3 separate regions of the Homo sapiens genome follow, and regions 1 and 3 are each linked to region 2. The links are chromatin loops, found by intact Hi-C in ENCODE. Cell type or tissue: endothelial cell of umbilical vein. All regions are shown on one strand.

Region 1 (8,000 bases), 250 kb after region 2:
TTAGATGTGGGAACTTACTGCTTTTCCTCATTTTCCTCTCTTATAAAATGCAGATGACATTAGTACTTGCCTTGGTGGTACTGAGAGGATTAAATAAACAATACACTTAAAGTTCTTAAAGCAATATGTGGCACACAAAGCAAGCTCTAAATAAGTGTTAGTTCTTCTTGTATTGACCTCCTGCAGCACACGTGGCACCATTCTATAAGCTGTCAGAACACTAATGACCACCTACCACTATTTCTCACAACTCTTATGACTTAGGTATCTCCTGTTTTGCAGGTGAAGAAACTGAGCCTCAGAGGTGTTCACTGGCCCAAGGTGACTCGAGCAGAGAAGGGCTCAGCCAGGCTTTAGCAGAGGTGGGCCTGAGTCTGCGGCTCGGCAGCACTGCTGTCCCCTCTCCCGCAGGCAGACATGCACCCCCACTGGATTGAAATAATTGTCTACGGGGTCCTGGGGAAACCGCTACTGAGTTCGTGTTTTGTTCACCAGTTTTAAAGCTGGATCTGAAGCAGCTTTTAATCACTTCGCTCATAAACATTCACTGCTCTGTGGGAGTCCTCCCCATAGGTTGTCTTACGGATGCATCAGCATAAGAAATGTTTGATGGGGCCTGCAATTTGCTTGTCATTTTCTGCCCACATGAGTGATTGATAAGTGCTTTGAGTCATATCTGAGACTTCCTTTTAGGGAATGCATGTAGATCAGCAGTCACATTCCCTGACACCTCTCACACCTTCAGCTGCACTGTCACCAACACACTGACATCAGAAGCTGGGGCCTCTGCTCATTGTGTACATAGGAAGGGACAGCTGGTCCAGGTCAGCAGAGAGGGAACATATGTCAGGGTCCACTATGAACTCTGACCTCTCTGCCCTCTGGCCCAGAGGACAGTCTCATGGCTAGGTTGCTGTCATTGTCATTCCCAGGTACACCATTCAACCTCATGTGGCTGCTAATTTAATTTACTGTTTTCTGTTTAGTCACACAACAGGTTTGAACTTCTTTAGCAAATTGATTTCCCTACCTGGTGTCTTATAGTAGACATTCCAGATGAGACAGGGCCCCAAAATAGTTGCCCTCGATGTGTTGTGAGAGACTGAAAGCCAAAGGGCATATTAATGGGTCATTAGTTCATATCTGTGCATGTTTATTTGCACCGCAAATTTTTTTTTGAGACAGAGTTTCACTCTCTCGCCCAGGCTGGAGTGCAGTGGCACCATCTTGGCTCACTGCAGTCTCTGCCTCCTGGGTTCAAGTGTTTCTCTTGCTTCAGCCTCCCGAGTAGCTGGGACTACAGGTGCCTGCTACCATGCTTGGCTACCTTTTTTTTTTGTTATTATTAGTATAGATGGGGTTTTGCCTTGTTGGCCAGGCTGGTCTCAAACTCCTGACCTCAGGTGATCCACCCACCTCAGCCTCCCAAAGTGCTGGGATTGCAGGTGTAAGCCACCGTGCCCAGCCTACAGTAGATCTTTTGACTTTGTAATATTTACTTTAAAGTACACTGTAGGCCGGGCACGGTGGTTTACACCTGTAATCCCAGCACTTTGGGAGGCCGAGGAGGGTAGATCACGAGGTCAGGAGTTAAAGACCAGCCTGGCCAATATGGTGAAACCCCGTCTCTACTAAAAAATAAAAAAGCACACTGTATACCAAAAAACAAAGAAGCAACAAGCAAAATTCACAGTATCAATGACTACATAAACCTAGAAACAGAGACTGTAATTGACTTCTAGGTATTAAGTTGAAACACATAAAACTGAGAATCTTTAATATTTTTGACCTATAAGAACAGACTATCTCTTGGGCAACAGTGGAGTTAAAATTAGGTGAGAAAAGAATATATTCACTGCAACCTCCACCTCCGGAGTTCAAGCAATTCTCCTGCCTCAGCCTCCTGAGTAGCTGGGATTACAGGCATTCGCCGCCACCACACCTGGCTAATTTTGTATTTTTAGTAGAGACGGGGTTTCTCCATGTTGGTCAGGCTTGTCTCGACCTCCCTATCTCTGGTGATCCACCCACCTCGGCCTCCCAAAGTGCTGGGATTACCGGCGTGAGCCACCGTGAGATGTTTCAAACTAGATAGATAATCTTTTTTGAGGATCTATGGAGAAGACCCTCAATTTGAGGCAGGTATCTTATCTATTTCTCTAAGGCCTGTTTAAGCTTAGCGTTAAACAGAAACATTCCTGAGTTTCTGCTTCCCAGGGGATTTTAGTGCACATACACAGGATGTTTCATGCCCTTCATGTTTCTACCCAGTAGAAAAAAATAAAATCTATTTGTAGCTTGGACCAGAAACAGGAGGTGATTCTTTTTACTATCAGCCTCGAAAATATCTTTCTTCTTGTGGTGTGGCAAGGGGACTTTAGCATACACCATCACCCTCCTCAGAGGATGCCAAGGAGCTACATGGGGTTGTGGATGGAGGGAGAACATTTTCTGAGCAGTTACTAAGCAAGTCAGGTAAGAGCATTTTACAGAAAGCATTGGAGAGAAGCAAAGTCTCTGTGGCATTGTCATGACAATGTCTATATTTTCAAGCAAAATCCATCAACAAGGACTAAAGTCAATTCTTCCAATGGTAAAATGATCCCCATTCAAGGAAGGGACATGATGCCAATTGGTAACATTTTCAAAATACCAATAATACTCCTCCAGGTGTTCTAAATGCATTAATTGTGTTAATCCTGAAAATGCTCCGAGTTTAGTACCTCTTATAATAGATGATAAAACTGAGGCACAGCTGAGATTTAAAGGTTGTAGGTCCACACAGAAATGCATTAGGAAAAGCTGGGTATCACGGGGAGAAGAGAAACCTACCAAGGAAATACAAGGTTTTTTTTTTTTTTTTTGAGACAGTCTTACTCTTGTCACTCAGGTTGTAGTGCAGTGGCACAATCTCGGCTCACACTACAACCTCTGCCTCCTGGGTTCAAGTGATTCTCCTGCCTCAGCCTCCCGAATAGCTGAGACAACAGGCGTGCACCACCATGTCCAGCTAATTTTTGTATTTTTAGTAGTAGTGGGGTTTTACCATGTTGGCCATGCTAGTCTTGAACTCCTGGCCTCAAATGATCTGCCTGCCTCGCCTCCCAAAGTGCTGGAATTACAGGCATGAGCCACCACACCTGTTAGGATTCTTTTAATTGGAAATAGTGCATAATCCCACTATGATTTACTCAATAGAAAAATAATGCTATATATTATTTAATTAAATATATTATACACACACACAAGTAGTTCATTCTCAGCTATTCTGTTTGTTGCCTTCATAAATCCTAAGATAATGAGTCTTTCAAAGTATTGTTAGAGATAGAAAACTGGTCTGATTGGGCTGCACCTGATATTGCAGTTTACATGCACGTAGTTTGGTGTTTTACTGACCTAAGACCCCAGCTCCTGTATTCATCAGCTGTGTGACCCAAGTAAATTGCCTAGTAATTTTAACAATACCTACTTCACAGAGCTGCTGGGAGATTTAAATGAGATCGTATGTCTAAAGCAGTTAGTACAGTACCTAACACATGGTAAACGCTTAACAGTGACAAAAGCAGTGATTTCTGGAGTCTCTCAACAAGGTAAACCGCGTCCTTTCACAATGGTCCCTTTGCCAGGTTTAACAGGTGTGACACTCTATAAACTTGCTCCCGAAGGCACTGCAGTAGACCCAACAAATAGAAAGGTATTTAATGAACTTGTTCATTATCTTGCCAATTTTATGGGCCTGTCCAACAGGATCTGTCCCAATCATAGAAATGCAGTGATAAAGGCAGTGCCACTAAGCTCAATTTTTTTTTTTTTTTGCTGGGGCAGCTCTTCCCATAAGATGCCTCCAACAGACTTCCCTTTGCCCCATTTGCTTTTTCCACTTTTGTGCATGAAACCAGAGCTATGTGTAATTTCCAGCGTTCTCATATGTTGATCTTTTTCATCTACTAAAAAATAGTGAGCTTGAAAAGTTCAATTAAAATGAAACATAAATATTTTCTTTCTTACTGTGTCATTAAAAACTCTCTCCCACTCCCCAACGTTACTTGGCACCCACCCAAAGAAAACGTTTTCCCCGTTAGGCCCCCAGTGTTTAAAGCATGGAGGAAACAGGTCTGGTTAGTCTGTCTGGACAGGATCCTCACATGGGGAGAAGAGCGGAGATTTCAAAGGACTAGAAAACAGAGTACAAAGTAGAAAAGTAAGCAGAGGGAAAAAGGATGGTGACTGAAAGCTAAAAGAGAGAGAGAAAATGATTTCATAGAACCAGCCTAGAATGGACAATTTCTGGAAAATTGTATCTTATCTTGGGTTTCTGTATCTAAGTGTAAAGCTCACTGTTTGGTGATGACCCCTTCCAGAAGAGAGTCTAATATAACACTACCCCTGGTTATTTCTGGTCAATTCCAACATTATTCAGTACAGCTGGTATTTCAGATTTATGTTATCAGGGGGATAGATCATCTTCAACAACAGCAGTGGCACAAATATTTATTAAGCATTTACTATGTGCTATGAAGTTAACAAGGATTAGTTTCTTTACTCCTTAAAGAAATCCTATGAGCTAAGTACAATTATAATCCCAATTTCAAAGATAGGAAACCTGAGTTTAGGGAGGTTACAACTAGTAGTTGACTGAGGCTGGATTCAAACTCTAGCAGTTGGACTCCAGAGCTTGTGCCCTCTATCATATTCCACAGGACACACCAAGTTTCTGGACACCTTTTCGAAATTCTTCTTACTATAACTCCTCTCGCTCCCTCTCCTCTTCTTCCTCTCTGTCATCCTCCTCCTTTTTCTCTTCTGCCTTCCTCTCTTTACATGGATCCTGCCCAGAGATTCAGGTTCTATTTTGTAAGTGGTACATCATCCAATTTTTATTTCCTATCACAGAGCTAATGTATTCCAACCAGTCCTTTTTCCAATAGTTGCTAATCCAGCGAAATCAGTATCAGTCACCAAAGGAAATTCAAATAGAGGGAACTGCTCCATCTAGAGTTTCATTTTGCAACTAAGTTATTTGTTGTTTCCATTTAGTGCTCTTCCTCTCTTCTTCCCTTTCCAAGATGAATTTGCCTTGTCTAAACATTAGGCTTTCTAGTCCAGGTTAAGCCAAAAATAAATCAGTCTATGGTGGCATGTTCAGTGAGTGGTTTCCTGTAGATATCTGAGGGCAGCACATTCCTTTTCACCTTCTCTTTTCTAAACAAATACATCTCGATTTCAATCTTTTTTCCTAGGGAAATACTGTTTCCTTTTTCTTCCCATACTCTGAGCTCTTTTTTTCTCTTTGTTTTATGCATTTAGCTGCTTCAATTTCTGTCCTGCTGATTTTAAAACAATATAGTCAAAACTGAGGTGAGAACAGGTTATTACTTTATGTGAGTTTGTTTTAATCAGACCACTCTTACTTTGAAGTGGAAATATCTTACCTCAAAAGGTGACACAGAGGCAGCTGAAGTCCAGGGGTCAGAGATTCTCCGATCTTCATCTATTGGGGTGATTGACACAGTTTTTCACTTTCACAGTCCAATCCCAAATAAGATAAATCCTTAACCCTTAAAAGCAGCAGTCTCTGAAACCCTTTAAAGTGGTTAGGCAAGAAGGGTCCCAGGGCAGATTGTATTCTTGTGTTATGTATGGTCATAATATCTCTTCCATTATAAAGTATAATATATTGCATTTGCTAGCTGTGTGATTTTGAGGAACCTCTATGTGGCTCAGTTTCCTCATCTACGAAGTGGGGAGAATAAAAATAACTACCTTATAGGGTTGTCATAAGAAAGAAATTGGTATATGTATGTATGGTATATATATATTAGAATAGTACCTAACATTGGAAGTTAAATATGTGTTACCTACTATTATCATTCACTTAAAATTCTAGCCCTCATTCTTATTTTAGCAGTATCAGTTTGCCCCTCTTATTTATTCATTCGTCATTCCTTCTGTCCATCCTTCCTTCCAAATGTATTTATTCAGTATCTAATATGTGCCAGGCACTGTGCTGGGCTCTGGGATGCGGTGGTAAGCAAAAATAGAATCCTTGCCTTCATGGAGCTCACAGTCTAGTGGGGAGACCAGGCAGAAGTCAGATGATCATGTGAGATCATGTAAGTGCCCTGTGAAGCATTCCATGAAGAATTCATGAGCTGGCTGATGGTGCAAAGGAGTTTACAACATAGGAATTTGGCTTAAGCAGGAAGCAGAGGTTCTTCCTCAAGTGCTCCTGAGGAACTGATATAAGTTAAGAGCTTAGAGGTGAGGAGAAGATGAGTTGGTAAAGCGAAGAGGGAAGAGTGCTCCAGGTAGGGGAATCTGGGCTGTAAGATGCAACAGGAAGAGGGAAAGGGCGGCCACACAGATAACGCAGAGCTCTCTGGGCAATTCAACTAGTTAAAGTTGTCAGAGCAGCTGGGTGCGGTGACTCATGCCTGTAATTCCGGCACTTGTGGAGGTCGAGGAAGAAGAATCACCTGAGGTCAGGAGTTGGAGACCAGCCTGACCAACATGGTGAAAACCTGTCTCTACTAAATACAAACAAAATTAGCTGGGTGTGGTGGCACATGCCTGTAGTCCCAGCTACTCGGGAGGCTGAAGCAGGTGAATCTCTTGAATCCGGTAGGCAGAGGTTGCAGTGAGCCGAGATTGTGCCATTGCACTCCAGCCTGGGCAACAGAGTGAAACTCTGTCTCAAAATAAATAAATAAATAAAAAATAAAAATAAACTTCAGAGCAATGGGGAGCCTGCAAACAATTTTAAGCTAGGTTCTATTTTTATTTTTATTTTTTGAGATAGAGTTTTGCTCTGTCGCCCAGGCTACAGTGCAGTTGGCTCACTGCAACCTCCGCTTCCTGGGTTCAAGCGATTCTCCTGCCTCAGCCTCCCAAGTAGCGAGATTACAGGCGTGCGCCACTGATCCCGGCTAATTTTTGTATTTTTAGTAGAGATGAGGTTTCACCATGTTGTCCAGGCTGGTCTTGAACTCCTGACTTCAGGTGATCAGCCGGCCCTGGCCTCCCAAAGCACTGGGATTACAGGCGTGAGCCACTGCACCTGGCCTTAAGCTAGGTTTTGTGTGTGTTTGTGTGTGTGTGTTAGGGGTGGCAGTGGTATTCAGATTTTAGTAGTTGTATGTGAGTTTCCGAAAGATTGTTGTGGCTGCAGTGTGAAGAATGGTTCAGAAGAGCTAATCAGGTTGCTGAGAGACTGGTAAGAAGGCTGTTGCAGTAATCTACAGGAGAGATGTTGACGGCATGGCCGTGCTGGCAGTGGCCAAGGTACAGTGGTGAGGATAGAGGCGAATGGCATTTAGCAAATACAATTCATACTGTTTGGAGATGGAAGAAGTTGGGAATGGGGCAGAGAGGGCTGGGTGCCATGGTGACTTCGTTTATTCTAGTGAGGTTGAATGTCTTTCCTTTTGTTCCTCTTGAGTGCCTTTACCTCCTAGGCCCATAAGCTGACGTGTGGAATCTTGTACAGAGCTGAAATAATCAGTGTCACCCAAAACATTTGAACAACACTGCTTGGGCATGCTAATTAGCCAAAATAAAATAAGGAAGTTGACCTTCAACCCTTGTCTTTGTTTTTTTTTTTTCCAGCTGCAGAAGTCATTTTCAGTTGTTCTCTGACTCCCGTAAACAACAATTCCTGTCGCCTTATCCTTTTGATGCCTGGTTCCACTTCTATATTTTCACTTGGACATGATTCTCACTGACAGTAGAAAGTTCAGCACAAAGACCTACAGCTGTGAAAATACTTGCTCCTCTTCAGAACTATTAGTACTCCTGGGAATCATGTCACAGTGCCAACCACTTGCTGGTCCTGAAGTGACCCTGTTATTTTGGGAGGTAGTAAAGGAAATGATATTTTTAAAACCTCAAGTGGCACTCTCTTTGGACACTGAATGGTGTGTAAGTGATAAAACGCTCACTATGCTGAAGGAGCAGGGGAGCACACAGGTGCTGGAGGCTCTCTAGTGTCTCTATTCGTGGCT
Region 2 (8,000 bases):
TTTTGAAGTTATTTGGTTTTTTTAAAAAATGCACTAATAACTACTCTAAAAAAAGTCTGTGTTTCCAAAACACCGCCACTCTGCTTTTTGGAAACACCTTCTCTGGAATCCTTACAATTTTCCAGGCAGGCAGTGGGTACGTGGCACCATCTGCAACAGCAGAGTGCAGGCAGACACCACACCAGGGCAGGGCAGGGCAGGGCAGCTCGGAGTCTGCTTAAGGCCAGTGGTATGTGCTCTGTAAATCCTGGGGTTATGGTTTAGAAATCGGAACATGGCCGGGCGCGGTGGCTCACGCCTATAATCCCAGCACTTTGGAAGGCCAAGGCGGGCGGATCACAAGGTCAGGAGATCGAGACCATTCTGGCTAACATGGTGAAACCCCGTCTCTACTAAAAATACAAAAAATTAGCCGGGCGTGGTGGTGGGCGCCCGTAGTCCCAGCTACTTGGGAGGCTGAGGCAGGAGAACGGCGTAAACCCCGGAGGCGGAGCCTGCAGTGAGCCGAGATCCGGCCACTGCACTCCAGCCTGGGCGACAGAGCAAGACTCCGTCTCAAAGAAAAAAGAAAAAAGAGATCCGAACATGTCCCAACATGTTTTATGTCCCTGAAAAATGCTAAATGGTATTCTCAGGCTCTGAGCGGACGTGGCTTAGGTACTCTGGGAAAGCATTCTCACTGCTCTCTTTCGTTGATGGCTGCCCCGGGTCTTTGCAGTGACAGCCTTTAACCCTTTCCTGAAGTTAAGGCCATAAAACCTAACCAGCTCTCTCAGGTCTCCCTTAAAAACACAGACCCTGTTCAGAATGGTTTTTATGCCATGTTATCAAATATTTACTATTCTATATTTATCTAAAGGCTGTAGGTCAATTAAAAAACGAGTGGATGGCAGGGATCAGAGTCCAGGCCCAGTTGTGCTTTTGTCCATTAAATGGGAAACTCTCTTTTGTAATACACATCCATACATGAGGAGAGCCTCTGTAAACCACTGTAAAATATTTTTTAAAAAGAAATCCATCAACTCTGGGATTTAGCCAGTACAACAGCAACAAATGAAACCTTCGCATTTAAATGGGGAGCCGAGGGGGTTAAATAACCAACACAGGAAACAGAAGGGGCTTCTATTTCCTCATAATGGGAATAAAACCCAGGCCCACACAGCTATTTCCTTATTGAATCTCCAGGGAGAAATTGCCCTTGTGCACCAGTTCCTGTTCACTCACCAGACAGTCGAGCTGGGAGACAGGGCTCTTATTGCCAGGGTGGCTGATGTCCCAGACCTTGACGCAGCCCTTCCCGCCTGTGTACACGTGTCTCGTGGGGTTGCTGATGGTCACAGCGCACACCACCTCCCCGTGGTTGAGGGTGTTGATCTGGCGAGCATGCCGGGGGATTCCGGGTCCGATGAGGGCGTCGGGGGGAAAAGGGACAGGCTGCATCTGACCGTCTGCAGTAACGTGGAAGGAGTATGCACTTTTGGAAAAACGATTGGAGAGAAGACAGAAAACACATTTACAGAGGAAGCAATCCCTATCTCGGCAATGTGCTACGACTATGAAAAAGATGAAAAAAAGGAAAGATTCTCTTGTATAGTTTCCTTTGAAATCAATACAAATTGAAGCATTTACTGCTGGTGCAAATTTAAAATAATTAATAGCAGAAATCTAGCGTGTACCAAATGACATATATATTGAACTGTATGTAAAATTTTTTAAGGGTTTTAAATTGTTCTTACCCATTCTGTAAAGCATTCCCTCAAATCTCATTATAAAACACTTAATGTACTTCCAAATGAACATAAAATACCTCCTTCCATGTATCTTGTGTAATTGTATGATTTCTTAGTATAATTTTAAATGATTGTTTTCCCTGCTAAAGATGAAGCCCTTAAGAACTAATAATAATTAAACAGAGTAGATATATTTCAACAGCAAAAACAACCTCCAAAAAAACAGCTTTCTAAAAATACCAGTTTATGGTATGGACTTCAACTTTCTCTTGCTTAAGGAAGAGAAAATAAGAGATTATCTTATATGGCTGTAAACAGAGATTTTAGGTTTCCTACTCAACAATCTTCCTTGCCTACCTTGGTCAGGAACGCCATTATATAAAACAGCAAAGTGTGCAGCTAAAAAACTACTCTTCCCCGGTCTCCTTTAGCCCAGCCTGCCTATGTTCTGACCAATGAGGTGTAAGAAGAAGCTGTTGGATGGCATTTTGAGGAAGCTCTGAACTTGAAAGAGGGGAGAGGGATGGGGGATATGGGAACTCTCTGTAACTTTCCACTCTATTTTGCCAAGAACCTATAACTGCTCTAAAAAAATAAATAGGGAGAGAGCATACTTGCCCTCTTCTCTTCTTCCTTCCCACTGCCTGAGCTAAGAGCAAGATGACTGGTGCTCCTACGGCCCCTCTGGGCCACAAGTTGATTTCAAAGACAGAAATCAATTGCTGGATAGCAAAGACTTGGAACCAACCCAAATGCCCATCAATGACAGAATGGATAAAGAAAATGTGGCACATATACACCATGGAATACTATGCAGCCATAAAAAAAAGGATGAGTTCATGTCCCTTGCAGGGACATGGATGAAACTGGAAACCATCATTCCCAGCAAACTAACACAGGAACAGAAAACCAAACCCTGCATGTTCTCACTCATAAATGGGAGTTGGACAATGAGAACAATGAGATCGCGCCACTGCACTCCAGCCTAGGCGACAAGAGCAAGACTACGTCTTAAAAAAAAAAAAAATTATGCACATTCTACTTTGAAGACCACTACTTCCACTTTCTTAACTTGAAATCACTAAGAGAGCTAGAAGTTCAAACCATAAACAATAAGTGAAGTATGCACTGCTTCCTCCTTCCCATTACCCTCGAGAAAGTCTGGGCCCTTTCTGGAGCTTGTCATTGGCAGCTTTAAATATAATGTAAACACCATGAGTACTAACACAGAGCTTAAATTTTCATTTTAATACAAACTCAAATTTTGTAAAGTAACTTAGCAAGCACAAAACTGAAAACCGATTATGCCAGGTCTCTAGCACCCTGCACTTAAAACCCACATACATTTGCTTGAAAATAAAATGCATGCTATTATCTTCCCTCCATAAAAGCAAAATATCAGACACATGAAGACTTTTAAACTTCCCCTCCACTCAATCACAGGACATAATCTCAATCTGTTATCTGCTGGCAAATTGGTTCCAGTAACTAATAGTAAATAGCTTTTTGGCCCAAATCCTTAATGTTACTCTTAATTTGAATGAATAAGCACGTATAATGGGAACCATGGAGACTGTCCTGGGGAATAAATACACATATAAAAACAATATAGCTCAAAGCCCTCACATCACCAAACCACTCAATCTCATTTTTTATCCAACAGGATTATTTGGTGTCCTTAGCAATATATCGAGTCCACATGATATTTCAACATGCACATTATAGTTAGTTGAACAGGAACCTATGCCACTTATTATGGGATACTTGGAGTCATAATCAAATAGCATTTTGTTGCCCTTGAAGACTGCCACAGAACTATGGGAGTTTAAGTCTATTCATGTCCTACAAGAATTCTAGGCTTTGAAGAATGCTCAACGAACAAAGTCCAGTAGCCAAGTTCTATGACTCAGAATCAGGCTCCATACTCTGGGTCCAAAAACAACAAAAAAATTGCCAGGTGATACTGAAGAAATGACAAGTAAATTTCCATAAAATTAAACAATTGAGGCTGGGCGCGGTGGCTCACGCCTGTAATCCCAGCACTCTGGGAGGCCAAGGCGGGCGGATCACGAGATCAGGAGATCAAGACCATCCTGGCTAACAGAGTGAAACCCCATCTCTACTAAAAATACAAAAAAATCAGCCGGGTATGGTGGCGGGCGCTTGTAGTCCCAGCTACTCGGGAGGCTGAGGCAGGAGAATGGCGTGAACCTGGGAGGCGGAGCTTGTGGTGAGCCGAGATTGTGCCACTGCACTCCAGCCTGGGCGACAGAGACTCTGTCTCAAAAAAAAAAAAAAAAAAATTAAAAAATAAAAGTAAAACAATTGAGTTGCACATGATTTAAAGGATGGTGTTTAAGATGGAGAAACTGCTTCTCAAAGATCTCGGTGCCATGAGAGAAATTACACATGTGAGGATTAGTTTTTCTCTGTGTACCACAAATCAAGCTGGGCGCCTCCAGGTAAGGCCAGGTTTCCATGAGGCACCCTTTCATCAATCTCAGATTTTTCAGAGAAAGGAGATTTTATCTTCCTCCAACTGGAAGCCTGCTTATCATAGAGTTAAATGTTCCAGATTAAATAGATGCACCGAGTAACAGACGGGAGATCTGTCTGCTGATCTTTGGAAGACACCCACTTCTCTCCCAGGTGTCCTCTTCTTTAAACTGCACAGGAGGCCTGCGATCATCATATGGAGGCAATTTAAAATTGATTCACAATGCAGCGAGCTGCTGTCAGAAGCTGTGAACACTCATCCGTCCCACGGGAAGCCCATATGGATGTTAATACATCAGTCACAGGGGGCCTCGCAGGAAGCTGGTGCTGCCTGCTGTGCTGGAGAGCCAAATCAAATGAACACGCCAGAGCAACACAAAGGGTGGATGGGCCTTTAGGAGGGATCAACTGGAAGGAAAAAACCAGGGGAGGAAATTATTCACCTACAATAATAACAGAGCTTTTTCAATAAAAGGCCACACTGAGGGCTCATCATGACCATGGTGAAGGGATCCCAGAAGGAAACTTAACTTTCTCTACTGGTTGAGGAACTAGGAAAAGTAAAACCAATCAGAAAGAGGAATGTATAAACAGATAGTGAGCATTCATGAATATCGCTCACACCTGAATTCAGAATGAAGCCAGATACAAAATAATGGACATGGAAATGACCGCATTTCTAGAATTTCGAACACAGGCAAAATTCATCTGCAGTATTGAAAGTCAAGGTGGTGGTTAACCTTGGTGACTGCAAGGGGCATGGGAGGGGTTTCTGGGCAATGATCCTGCTCTGTTCCTTGATCCAAGGGCTGGTTACACAGGTGGCTGCCTTTGGTGAAAAGTCACTGAGCTAGACATGTATGATTCATGCACTTTTCTGTATGTGTATGGTATTCCAATATTTAAAGTTTAGATTCATTTACTTATTCAAGAGGAAGTCGAGGGGAAGGCTCGTAACCAGTTAACACATTAGATTAGGTCCACAGGCAAATCAAGTGCCCAAACTTTGCTGTTAAATGAACCTCTCTCTGGTTCTCTGGCTACGTCAACTGCGGTCTTGCCAATCAGCCAGCCTGCAGTCTAGAATGTGTCTGTTTCGTGATCCATAAGATAGGAATAATAATAAAACACAGAGGTCGCAGGGGTTGCTGTAAGGATTAAAGTGGTAACAGCTGCAAAACACTTAACACAGCACTTGACACCTGCAGTGAGTCTTCAGGAAATGACAGTATTGTTATCGCACCACCACGACTTAAAAAAAAGCCAAGTGAAGATACGTTGAATTGAGGGCTTTATCTCAACCAGTGGACAAGTATGTGGGTCAGGGAATGCGGAAAGGGAGGAAGACGCAGGGTGGGGATCAGGAAAGCACAAGGGCAGTGATGAGGCAACAAAAAATACAAAATTCTTAAGTCATCAAAGGTGAGAGTGGGGGAAATGGCAGTTGGCAAAGACTAGAACAAACGCCCAAAGAGTAGAGATGGACGTTTGGATAGAATCGTGGCAAACTGCAGGGCAGACAGTCAGTCCTGGATCCCTCCTTAGGGGCCATACAGCGAAGCCCACCTGCATCTCAGAAAGCCTCAGAACTGAGACCCAGCCCCCACCTAGCTTTCTGAATCAAGCTCCTACAGATCAGGATCGCTTCTGCTTCTGAAGTCTGGTGTCAGAATCGAAAAGAATAAAGCCCACTCGACTTCACAGATGTAAAACATGAATGATATAAAAACCCATTAAGAGCAAGGGGCTTTTCATTTACTGGGCACACAGCAGAGGTGAAGGAACTAAAAGCAAAGAGTCCCCACCGGGCTCCTTCGCAGCTGTGGTGAACTGGAAAACAAGACTGTGTTCCAAGGGGGCAGGTTGTTTTTTCCTAGCAGACCAGGCTCCTGTTAATAAAACTATGCTGTGTTCTGTGGTCAAAGGAAAACAGGTGTTTACAGGGTTGTTGGTTTCCTGGAAATAGGAACTGCAGTGGCAGAATCAAGTAAACAATAATGAAGAACCACAGACCCCAGAGAGGACGGCTGTGGTCAAGCCCCGCTGCCTACGGACTTGGCACTCTGGATGTGAAATTGTTAGCTATATTAACAAGGATCAAAAATCTGATCGTGTCAAAAACCTTCATTCGCTCTTCAAGCTCTTTAGGGCTCATGAAGCCCTTTACAATTTAGTGCCAACAAGTCTTACTTCATGTGACCTTAAACTCCCAGCCACACAGGACAACAGGCCAGTCCCCTAAAATATCACATGCTGTCACATCTCCAAGTTGCGCACAAACTGTTCCCTCCCGCTAGAACAGCACCGCTTCCCTCCCAAGTACACGCCGCTTCCTCCCTCCCTCTGCCTGCCACGAACTCCCCAGCCTTGATGATTCTTTCCCAGGGTCCTAACCTTTCCTATTAACCTCTCTAATAGTACTTCTCATATGGTGAACATTTAAGTCTTTCCGATTCCAGAGTTCTTCAGGGGCAGGCAGAAGGTTTCACCAGCCAGCACTCCATCAAAGGATCAGAACACCACAAGCTGTCTACTGTTACCTAATCACTTATATATTGAGGAAAAGTTGCCCTGGTAAGGAAAATCTGCTAAAATAAGGTGGGCATTCCTCTCTAAGCCCCTGGGTTATGCCAGCCAACTTTTCCCAGGCAACGTCTAGCAATTATACCAAATGTCACTAAGAGATGGTAGCAGTTTCCTAAGGGGGAAAGGCAGTCTCTAGACAGCTGACTTAGACCACAGAAAAGATAATGAAAGCAATGACAATAATGAAGTGAAATCCATAGCTTTCCCCTAAGCCAGCTAAATCCAGTGGATGCTGGGCCCTTCCCAAGTAAGCTGTGGCAGAAGCAACCAGAGGTCACATGGAACAAGCTCCATCCTGCATCTGGGCCCTGGAAAGCAGGACCCACACAGTCAAGTGCAAGAAGTCAGAAGGCACAAGCAATTGCTTCAGTTTAATGACCAGTAACATGTGGGCACCAAGCCTAACTAACTTGAGCCTCATTTCCCCATTTTTACAATGTGCCCTGACAAAACTTAGCCTATGAACAGGACTGCTGAGGTGTGAAGTAATGAAGCCACATGGGAAAGTACTTCAAGAAAACTATGAAGCGCAATATAGTCAACCTTTGTTTGCCACATCACAGGAGGGGGCTCACTATCCCTTACTGTTTAGAGATGAGGGAAGGTGGCACAGGATAGGCTAAGTAACTCGCCCATAACCACGGCTAGTAAGCGGTAGACCAACTCCAGCTCAGCCCAGCTGCAAAAGTGGAGCTGTTAATCTTTACCTTAGCTTCCACATCAGCACTACCTGTGACGTTATCCCCTCAAGAGGGATAACGTGGGACCCACCAGGACAAAGACACCTACCCCACACATCGTGAGCAACATAAGGCATGTCGACATCGTGAGTGTGACTGTGGGGGCTGGGGGAACCGGGCTCCTTATGGAATGGATGAGAATAATGTAATTTATGATTCCAGAGGATACTCTTAGCCTGAAAACTAATAAAGGCGGTGGCTGGGAGGAATAGTGACATGGGGCTCATAAGAAAATCAGTCTTATTATTCTAAGACTTTAGAAGAAAGTATAATTTACCTGCTATGGGTAAAACCTTCCTCTGTCAATTTTTTTTAAGGGTCTGCACATCTAACCCATGACATCTACAAAATTTTTCCAGTTTGGCCATTTGCGTATTCTTCCAAATAGAAAATATGCAGAACAGGGTATAATTCCCACCTTATTTGGAAGACAGCATTTCTGTGTTAA
Region 3 (8,000 bases), 52 kb before region 2:
AGGTCATTATTTCACCTATCCCAATTAGGATGTGTTCAAATACTAAAGTGCAATATAACACTTTTTGTAATGGCCTGTGCCAGCTCTTTTGCAAGGGGCTATTTGAGGTCACCAAGCTGTGATAGAAAAGAAACCACATCAGATCTCTGAGGCTGACATCTACATTCTGACTTACGGCGGGTCTGTTTTTTGAATTTGGAGCTTCCTGATCAGTTTATCCACTCATTCAAAAGCAGAAGATTCCTCTACACTCCCACAAGAAATGTGTTTGTGATTTCTTTAAGGCCAAAAACAGTCTCACACACATAATATAAACAATAATTATATGGTGTTTGTTTCCCAGACAAAACTCCAATTCCAGGGACCTGACTACCTCTGTCACTACATTCTTGAGCTACAAGATTAGCTCATGTGGGGTCTTTTTTTTTTTTTTTTTTTTTTTTTTTTTGAGACGGAGTCTCGCTCTGTCACCCAGGCTGGAGTGCAGTGGCGTGATCTCGGCTCACTGCAAACTCTGCCTCCTGGGTTCACGCCATTCTCCTGCCTCAGCCTCCAAAGTAGCTGGGACTACAGGCGCCAGCCACAACGCCCAGCAATTTTTTTGTATTTTTAGTAAAGACGGGGTTTCACCGTGCCAGCCAGGATGGTCTCGATCTCCTGACTTTGTGATCCACCCGCCTTGGGCTCCCAAAGTGCTGGGATTACAGGAGGGAGCCACCGCGCCCCTCTCATGTGGGGGGTCTCTTAAAGGGGAACTCCCACATACAGATTAACCTCCTCTAGACACCTTCTACATCTGCCCCACCCCCCTGTTCACGTAGCACCTTGTGCTTCCACTTGCCATGGCACTAACACACTGCACAGCCACCCCACACAACCAGCTATTTTAAGGCAGGATCTTACTCATCTGTGGAGCCCCAGTGCCTCCCACAGTGCCTGACACACAGTTGGCACTCAATTAACATGTGCTCTATGAATGAATGAAACAAAGTTCAGGACACCAGTCATGATATTTTAAGTCTGGTGCAAGCCCACAGTGTCATATGAGATGAGAAGGCCCGTCTCCTTCATCAACAGGTGTTCTGTCTGTTCTTCCTTCTCCAGTCACTGGGTGCTGTTCTGAAGCCGAGTGAGAGACCCGTGTTGTACAGCTGTATGCTCAGTGACTGATCTAGTGCGTCAGCTTCTCTGAATTGTAAGGACTTCAGGGGCAGGGACCACGCTATATTTATCTTGGATCCCCTATCACTGTTTATAGCAAGTGCTTGATGGATGTGTCTTAAATAAATCTGATCTTTTAATCTATAAAACATTATTAGACAGTATGTTTTATGCAATGGAATGAATGGGCCCTCTTAAAATTTATATGTTGAGAGGTGGGGCACGATGGCTCATGCCAGTAATCCCAGCACTTTGGGAGGCCGAGGCGGGTGGATCGCCTGAGGTCAGGAGTTCGAGACCAGCCTGGCCAACATGGTGAAACCCTGTCTCTACTAAAAATACAAAAATTAGCCAGGCGTGGTGGCACATGCTTGTAATCCCAGCTGCTCAGGAGGCTGAGACAGGAGAATCTCTTGAACCTGGGAGGACGTTGCAGTGACCCAAGATCGAACCACTGCATTCCAGCCTGGGTGACAGAGATGAGACTCCGTCTAAAAAAAAAAAAAAAAAATCATATGTTGAAATCCTAACCCCTAATGTAGTGGTATCAGAAGGTGGGGACACTGAGAGGTAATTAAGTCATGAGGGTTAAACCTCATGAATGGGATTAGTACACATATGAAAGGGACTCCAGAGAGCTCTTACACCCTTCTTCTACCATTTGAAGATATAAGGAGAAGATGACAGTCTACAACTGAGAAGACAGCCCTCGTCAGAACCTGTCTATGCTCATACCCTGATCTTGGACTTCCATCCTCCAGAACTGTAAGAAATAAGTTCCTGTTGTTTATAAGCCACCCAATCTGTGGTACTTTTTTATAGAAGCCCAAACTAACTAAGATACCTTATAATACAAATGACTGAGAATTCACAATATATTCTTGACTGGAGAAGTGAACAGTGATTCTTCTACTTTTTAAAACTCGGCCAGGTGCAGTGGCTCACACCTGTAATCCCAGCACTTTGGGAGGCCAAGGCAGGCAGATCACCTGAGGTCGGGAGTTTGAGACCAGCCTGGCCAACATGGTGAAACCCTGTCTCTACTAAAAATACAAAAATTAGCCGGGCATGGTGGTGGGTGCCTGTAATCCCAGCTACCCAGAAGGCTGAGGCAGGAGAATCGCTGGAACCCGGGAGGCAGAGGCTGCAGTGAGCCAAGATCGTGCCACTGCACTCTCGCCTGAGTGACAGCAAGGCTATCTCAAAAATAAACAAATAAATAAATAAAAGCCCACTGGTGACATGGCTCTGTGGCCCTAGATTTCTCCAAAAGAAAGAAAGAGTGAGATAGAGAGAGCAGGAGAGAAAAAAAGGGGGAGAAATGTGAGAGGAGGGAAGAAAATGAAGAGGAGAGGTTTTTCAAAAAGAAAGAAAGGAAAGACAAATAAATAAAAGAAACCCCATAGCTCCATGTCTAACATGAAGAATGGTGGGATAATAAAGGAAGTAATGTTGATGAATATAAAGTGATCAAGTAAGCACTATTTTTTGAAGATGAGACAAAACAGGATTTAGAATTCTATTTCCAGCAACATGGCAGACTAATCCCTCCGGGCATAACTAAAATGCTGTATAAAATATTTAAAATGTCATTGGAATGCATGGCTTGGCTGGCAGGAAAATATATGGATGGATAGGAGGCCAGAGATGAAAAGTGTGAATCTAGAAAGATAAGCAAGCAGTAGAGAAGGCATTGAAGAGCCCTCAAGTGGCCTGTAGCTCATATTTTACTGGGCTACATCCAGTACAAGTTGGGGCTCTAGCAAAGAAACAGGTCGGATTAAAGAGCTTTGGCATAAAACTGGTTCCTCCAAATATATACATTCTCAGAGTGTAGGGGAAAATTATTCCACACACTGCAGAGGGTAATGTTTGGCATTTATGCTTCTGTTGACGTTGGCTTTGGATTTGAGTGAAGTAAAAAAATAAAAAAAAATTATACTGTCCCATTAAGGATTTCTAAACACAAGCCTTATTTGTGTGAGTTTGATGTCAGAATTTTCGTTGTCTGCATGACTCCAAAAAAAAAAACACACATACTAAAAAACAATGTTTTCTTTAAGTGGTCCAGCCGTCACATCCACATGCTATGAAGTTGTACACACCAATTCTGGCCAGAACTTAGTCACATGACCATGCTTAGCTATGAAGGATGCTGGAAAAAGTAGTCTTTATTATGAGTTCCAAGGTTCTATTTATGAAGAGAAACTGAAGAATGAATATTGAGGGTGGGGAGTGAGAGTAAGCTCCGCCTTGATCTTCAAATCCTGAGACAACTCCCAAAGAGAGAATTAAGGCAATACTTTCTCCTTGGACATCTTTTTGTTTGTTTTTATGAGATTTATTGTGGAATAAATCAGTTTTGTTTTGTTTCAACTTTTCTTTTCTTTTCTTTTCTTTTTTGAGACAGAGTCTCTGTTGCCCAGGCTGGAGTGCAGTGGCCTGATCTCGGCTCACTACAAGCTCCACCTCCCAGGTTCACGCCATTCTCCTGCCTCAGCCTCCCGAGTAGCTGGGACTACAGGCGCCCGCCACCACATCCAGCTAATTTTTTTGTATTTTTAGTAGAGACAGGGTTTCACCGAGTTAGCCAGGATGGTCTCCATCTCCTGACCTCGTGATCCACCGGCCTCAGCCTCCCAAAGTGCTGGGATTACAGATGTGAGCCACGGCGCCCAGCCTCGTTTCAACTTTTCATTTAAAAAGTATAAAAATAGGCCAGGCACGGTGGCTCACGCCTGTAATCCCAGCACTTTGGGAGGCCGAGGCGAGTGGATCACGAAGTCAGGAGTTCGAGACAGCTTGGCCAACATGGTGAAACCCCATCTCTACTAAAAGTAAAAAAATTACCCTGGCGTGTTGCCGCGCACCTGTAATCCCAGCTACTCGGGAGCCTAAGGCAGGAGAATTGTTGGAACCCGGGAGGCAGAAGTTGCAGTGAGCCGAAGTTGCGCCACTGCACTCTAGCCTGGGCGACAGAGCAAGACTCTGTGAAAAAAAAAAAAAAAAAAAAGTATAAAAATATAATATTTGAAATTGAGAATCAATTTGTTAAATAATAGGAAAAAGGAAAGAAGAATTCAAGAGCAAGAAATTACATAAAGTGCAATTAAGTTAAAGTTCTATGTCTAGGAGAACTTGCAGTCCCTAGGGTAGACAAAGCTGATCAGAACTGAAGCAGCCTTACTATTTCTTCTCTATTTCCTTCATTTTGCTCCTCATAACACAAGTTTCCTCAAAAGAGTGTAATGGTAAAGCCCCCCTGCAAAGCTAGAAAAACAGAGAAGTAACTGAATGGTTTCCTTTTAATGGAATGTTGTTTTTTGTTCTTTTTTGTTTTTTTAGGTGTCTGACCAAAGCATAGGAAATTGCAAAGTTAAACTTTTTAAACTTTTTAAAAGGGATATTTTCTACAATCAGATAACATCTTTTAAAAACAGACACACAAGCTGGGCAAAGTGGCGTAGGCCTATAGTCCCAGCTACTCAGGAAGTTGGGGTGAGGAATCACTGAGCCCAGGAGCTTGAGACCACCCTGGGCAACATAGTGAGACCCCATATCTAAGAAAATCATAATTATTATTATAATAAAATTAAATTTAAAATTATTTAATTCATTCAAAAAATAAAAACACATACAGATAGCTAATGCTCTAAATTTCTTGGTGGAAGGCAATTGTAAGTTTCTCTTTATAGGATTAGCTATACAGTATAAAAAAAAAAATCAGAGCACCAAATCTGAAAGTCCACAAGAAGGGCCTATGTAATTTCTCAGAAATAAGGAAGATATTTTATTTTTGTGTAGTGCTTCAGCTAATCTACAAAAAAAAAAAAAAAAGTTAAAACTTGCTGTTGGGCAATTATCAAAATGACAATGACTGGCGGGAATGATTGTCTTGGCTAAGGCAAGAGTGGACTAAATCACTGGCTGATTTGGGGTGCAAAGAGGGAACCTCCTGTTGAAGTCTCTCAGACATTCACACGATTCTTTCACACTTGTACATACACCTGTAGACACACACCTGAATGTGAGTCACAACAACCCACTATATGAGCACAAAAGATTGCTGAATGATTCAGCCCTATTATCTGAAACTTCAGATTTCAGATCTATACTTAGTCCATGAAAATGGACAGCAATAAATCTTTATTTATTTATTTATTTATTTATTGAGACAGAGTCTTGCTCTGTCACCCAGGCTGGAGTGCGGTGGCAAGATCTCGGCTCACTGCAAGCTCCGTCTCCCGGGTTCATGCCATTCTCCTGCCTTAGCCTCCCAAGTAGCTGGGACTGCAGGCACCTGCCACCACACCCGGCTAATTTTTTGTATTTTTAGTAGAGACAGGGTTTCACCGTGTTAGCCAGGATGGTCTCGATCTCCTGATCTCGTGATCCACCCGCCTCGGCCTCCCAAAGTGCTGGGATTACAGGCATGAGCCACCGCGCCCGGCCATGGACAGCAATAAATCTATCATAATATAGTACTGCAAGCGGGAAGAAAGCAAACAAGAAAGGCTCTGCTAGAAATGGGCTGCTTTTTGAAGGGTAGATATGATCGATATATTTTTATGTACATTTTAACTGAATCGAGATTTATTTAAGTTTATTCTTTGGAGCAGATCCTGCAGCAATCCTCTGCACTCCAGTCATCTTTCTTTTTCCTCTATTTTTGAGACTCCCTGGATCTGTGATAGTAAGGCACCAAAATGTAGAATTTATCCAATGGGCTTAACTTTCTGAAGGATTGGGATTATGAAAAATATTAAATATTAAAGATATTTCACTAAGTCATGACTTGATACGGGTATATTTTTGAGGATTGTTTTCCATTCAATTTATAGATCCATATAAAAAGGCTTTAACCAAATAGGGTTTTATTGACCTCATGTAAGAAGTCCAAGAGTAGGCCATATTATTATTATTATTATTATTATTATTATTATTCTTCTTCTTCTAAGATGGAGTTTCGCTCCTGTTGCCCAGGCTGGAGTGCAATGGTGTGATCTCGGCTCACCACAATCTCCGCCTCCCGGGTTCAAGCAATTCTCCCGCCTCAGCCTCCTGAGTAGCTGGGATTACAGGTATGTGCCAACATGCCCGGCTAATTTTGTATTTTCAGTAGAGACAGGTTTCTCCATGTTGATCAGGCTGGTCTGGAACTCCCAACCTCAGGTGATCCGCCCACCTCGGCCTCCCAAAGTGCTGGGATTACAGGCATGAGCCACCGTGCTCGCCCTAAGCCATTTTATTCTATTTCTATCTTTTTTGTCTGCCTTCTTTAGCATTTTGCTATCATCCTCGGGGTCTCATGATAGTAGCTATTCCTCTGGGCATCACGTCCACATTCCAGGCAGGAAGAAGAAAAAAGTGACAAAGAGGAAAAGGGTGTGACAATATCAGGAAAGCAAAACTTCCCTAGATATCCCTATAGAATTCAACTTATGCCTCACTGGCCAGAAGTGAGAGAAAAGCTGCAGGGAAGGCTGGGAAATGGGCTGTTTTTAGTAGACACATTGTTACCACAAACAAATCAAGGTCTTGATACCAATGATGAGAAAGAATGGCATGAAATTTAATGCCAAAATTCTAGAATTTCAATCCACGGAGACAGTAATTTGGCTTCTCAGGGAAATATCATATTTACTTTTTGCTCTCCATGAGCTGACACACAGTATGCAGTCTTTCAAAAACTCTTTATTGATCTCCTATTATGTCCCGCGTGCTATTTTAGATGCTTGGAATATATCCAGATAAAAATTCTTGTCCCCTTAGATCTTCTATTCTAGCAAGCAGAGACAGTTTATAAACTATAGTTGCAATAAATAAATAAAGTCTACAATTTGTTCAGAGTTGATACATTCTATGGAAATAAGCAAAAATATAGCTGAGTAAAGAGAATTAGTAGTTGTGGGTGGAAGGGTGGAAGGAATGGGTTGTAATAAAAATAACACAGGAATTATGTATTAATCTGTTCTTTCATTCCTTCGACCCTTCTGATTTCTGGAGAGCACAGTGTGTTTTATCTTGAAAAAAACATAGTTCATTATTTTTTCAACTCCCATTCTTGGAAGCGCTGAATCCACTGCTGTTATTTACACAAGAAATGTCAACGATTGTTTCAGGCAGTTTGGTAGGCTAGACAATGCTTCACACAGGGGGAACTGTTTGCAATTTACTTAAAGGGTCTAATTCCATAAGGAAGAAGGAAAATTCAGTGGGGAAAGAAAAAGAGCAATCAACAAAGAGAAAATGCTGTCTTGACCTTGAGCCTTTTGAGTGTCAGAAGCACGGCCTTTCTGAGGAATGTGGCTTTTCAATAGGCATAATGCTATTGGATTAACTCTTCTCTGCTTTAAATCTTAAAAGTAAGAACTATATACACACACACACACACACACACACACACACACTTACAGTTTAGATTTTTTTTTTTAAATTCCAAATCTAACAACTCCCAGGGGATTGGGATTTGATTGATTTTATTTAAAGTCTGGGTGGGTTTTTGACCACTAAATATTTGCTTAATTATCCCATCAATGAAGAGTGATGCTCTCATTAGCAGGGGTTAGAAGCCCATCTGTGTTCTCTGGCGGTTTTTTGTGCAGGACTGTAAACCTGCAAATTGCATGTACAGTTGGGGAGTCAGAAAACTGTAATTGCAGCTCTGATACTCATTATCCCATGAACTTGGGTAAAGTAATTTTCCCCCCTGGGTCTTGGCCTATCTGTGCACAAATTGTAGTTAATAGTACTCCACAGCAATATACAATTTCAGTATTTTATGGTAAGCCAAAAAGCCTTGCCTTGTGTGCTTCTCACTGGCAAAAAGTGATGCCCTA

What was found. Hi-C counts contacts between places; a loop is a spot of excess contacts. Peaks named below come from ENCODE experiments on the same cell type or tissue, not always from the same donor. Only the 100,000 strongest peaks of a DNase experiment are listed, where the experiment ranks them.
Region 1: it touches region 2 in a loop (5-fold over the local background); 4 of 110 quality-filtered maps call a loop at or near these places.
Region 3: it touches region 2 in a loop (2.2-fold over the local background); 6 of 110 quality-filtered maps call a loop at or near these places.

Annotation. Positions count from the first base shown.
Region 1 is chr9:81,843,648-81,851,647 of GRCh38, forward strand. No RefSeq gene overlaps it. Among named protein-coding and RNA genes, the nearest start is that of SPATA31D4, 81 kb to the right of the region's middle. RefSeq lists an enhancer at 99-879. In endothelial cell of umbilical vein, CTCF peaks have their summits at 4,951 and 5,167; DNase peaks (open chromatin) are centred at 4,054 and 5,094; H3K27ac peaks cover 2,482 bases.
Region 2 is chr9:81,591,801-81,599,800 of GRCh38, forward strand. It overlaps TLE1 (TLE family member 1, transcriptional corepressor), which reads right to left. Exons shown (of 20, transcript NM_005077.5): 15 at 1,225-1,474. Among named protein-coding and RNA genes, the nearest start is that of TLE1, 94 kb to the right of the region's middle. RefSeq lists enhancers at 532-1,731, 3,390-4,085, 4,086-4,779. In endothelial cell of umbilical vein, no CTCF peak of the experiment used is centred here; DNase peaks (open chromatin) are centred at 3,631, 4,571, 5,341 and 6,131; H3K27ac peaks cover 2,965 bases.
Region 3 is chr9:81,539,430-81,547,429 of GRCh38, forward strand. No RefSeq gene overlaps it. Among named protein-coding and RNA genes, the nearest start is that of TLE1, 150 kb to the right of the region's middle. In endothelial cell of umbilical vein, no CTCF peak of the experiment used is centred here; DNase peaks (open chromatin) are centred at 4,482 and 7,282.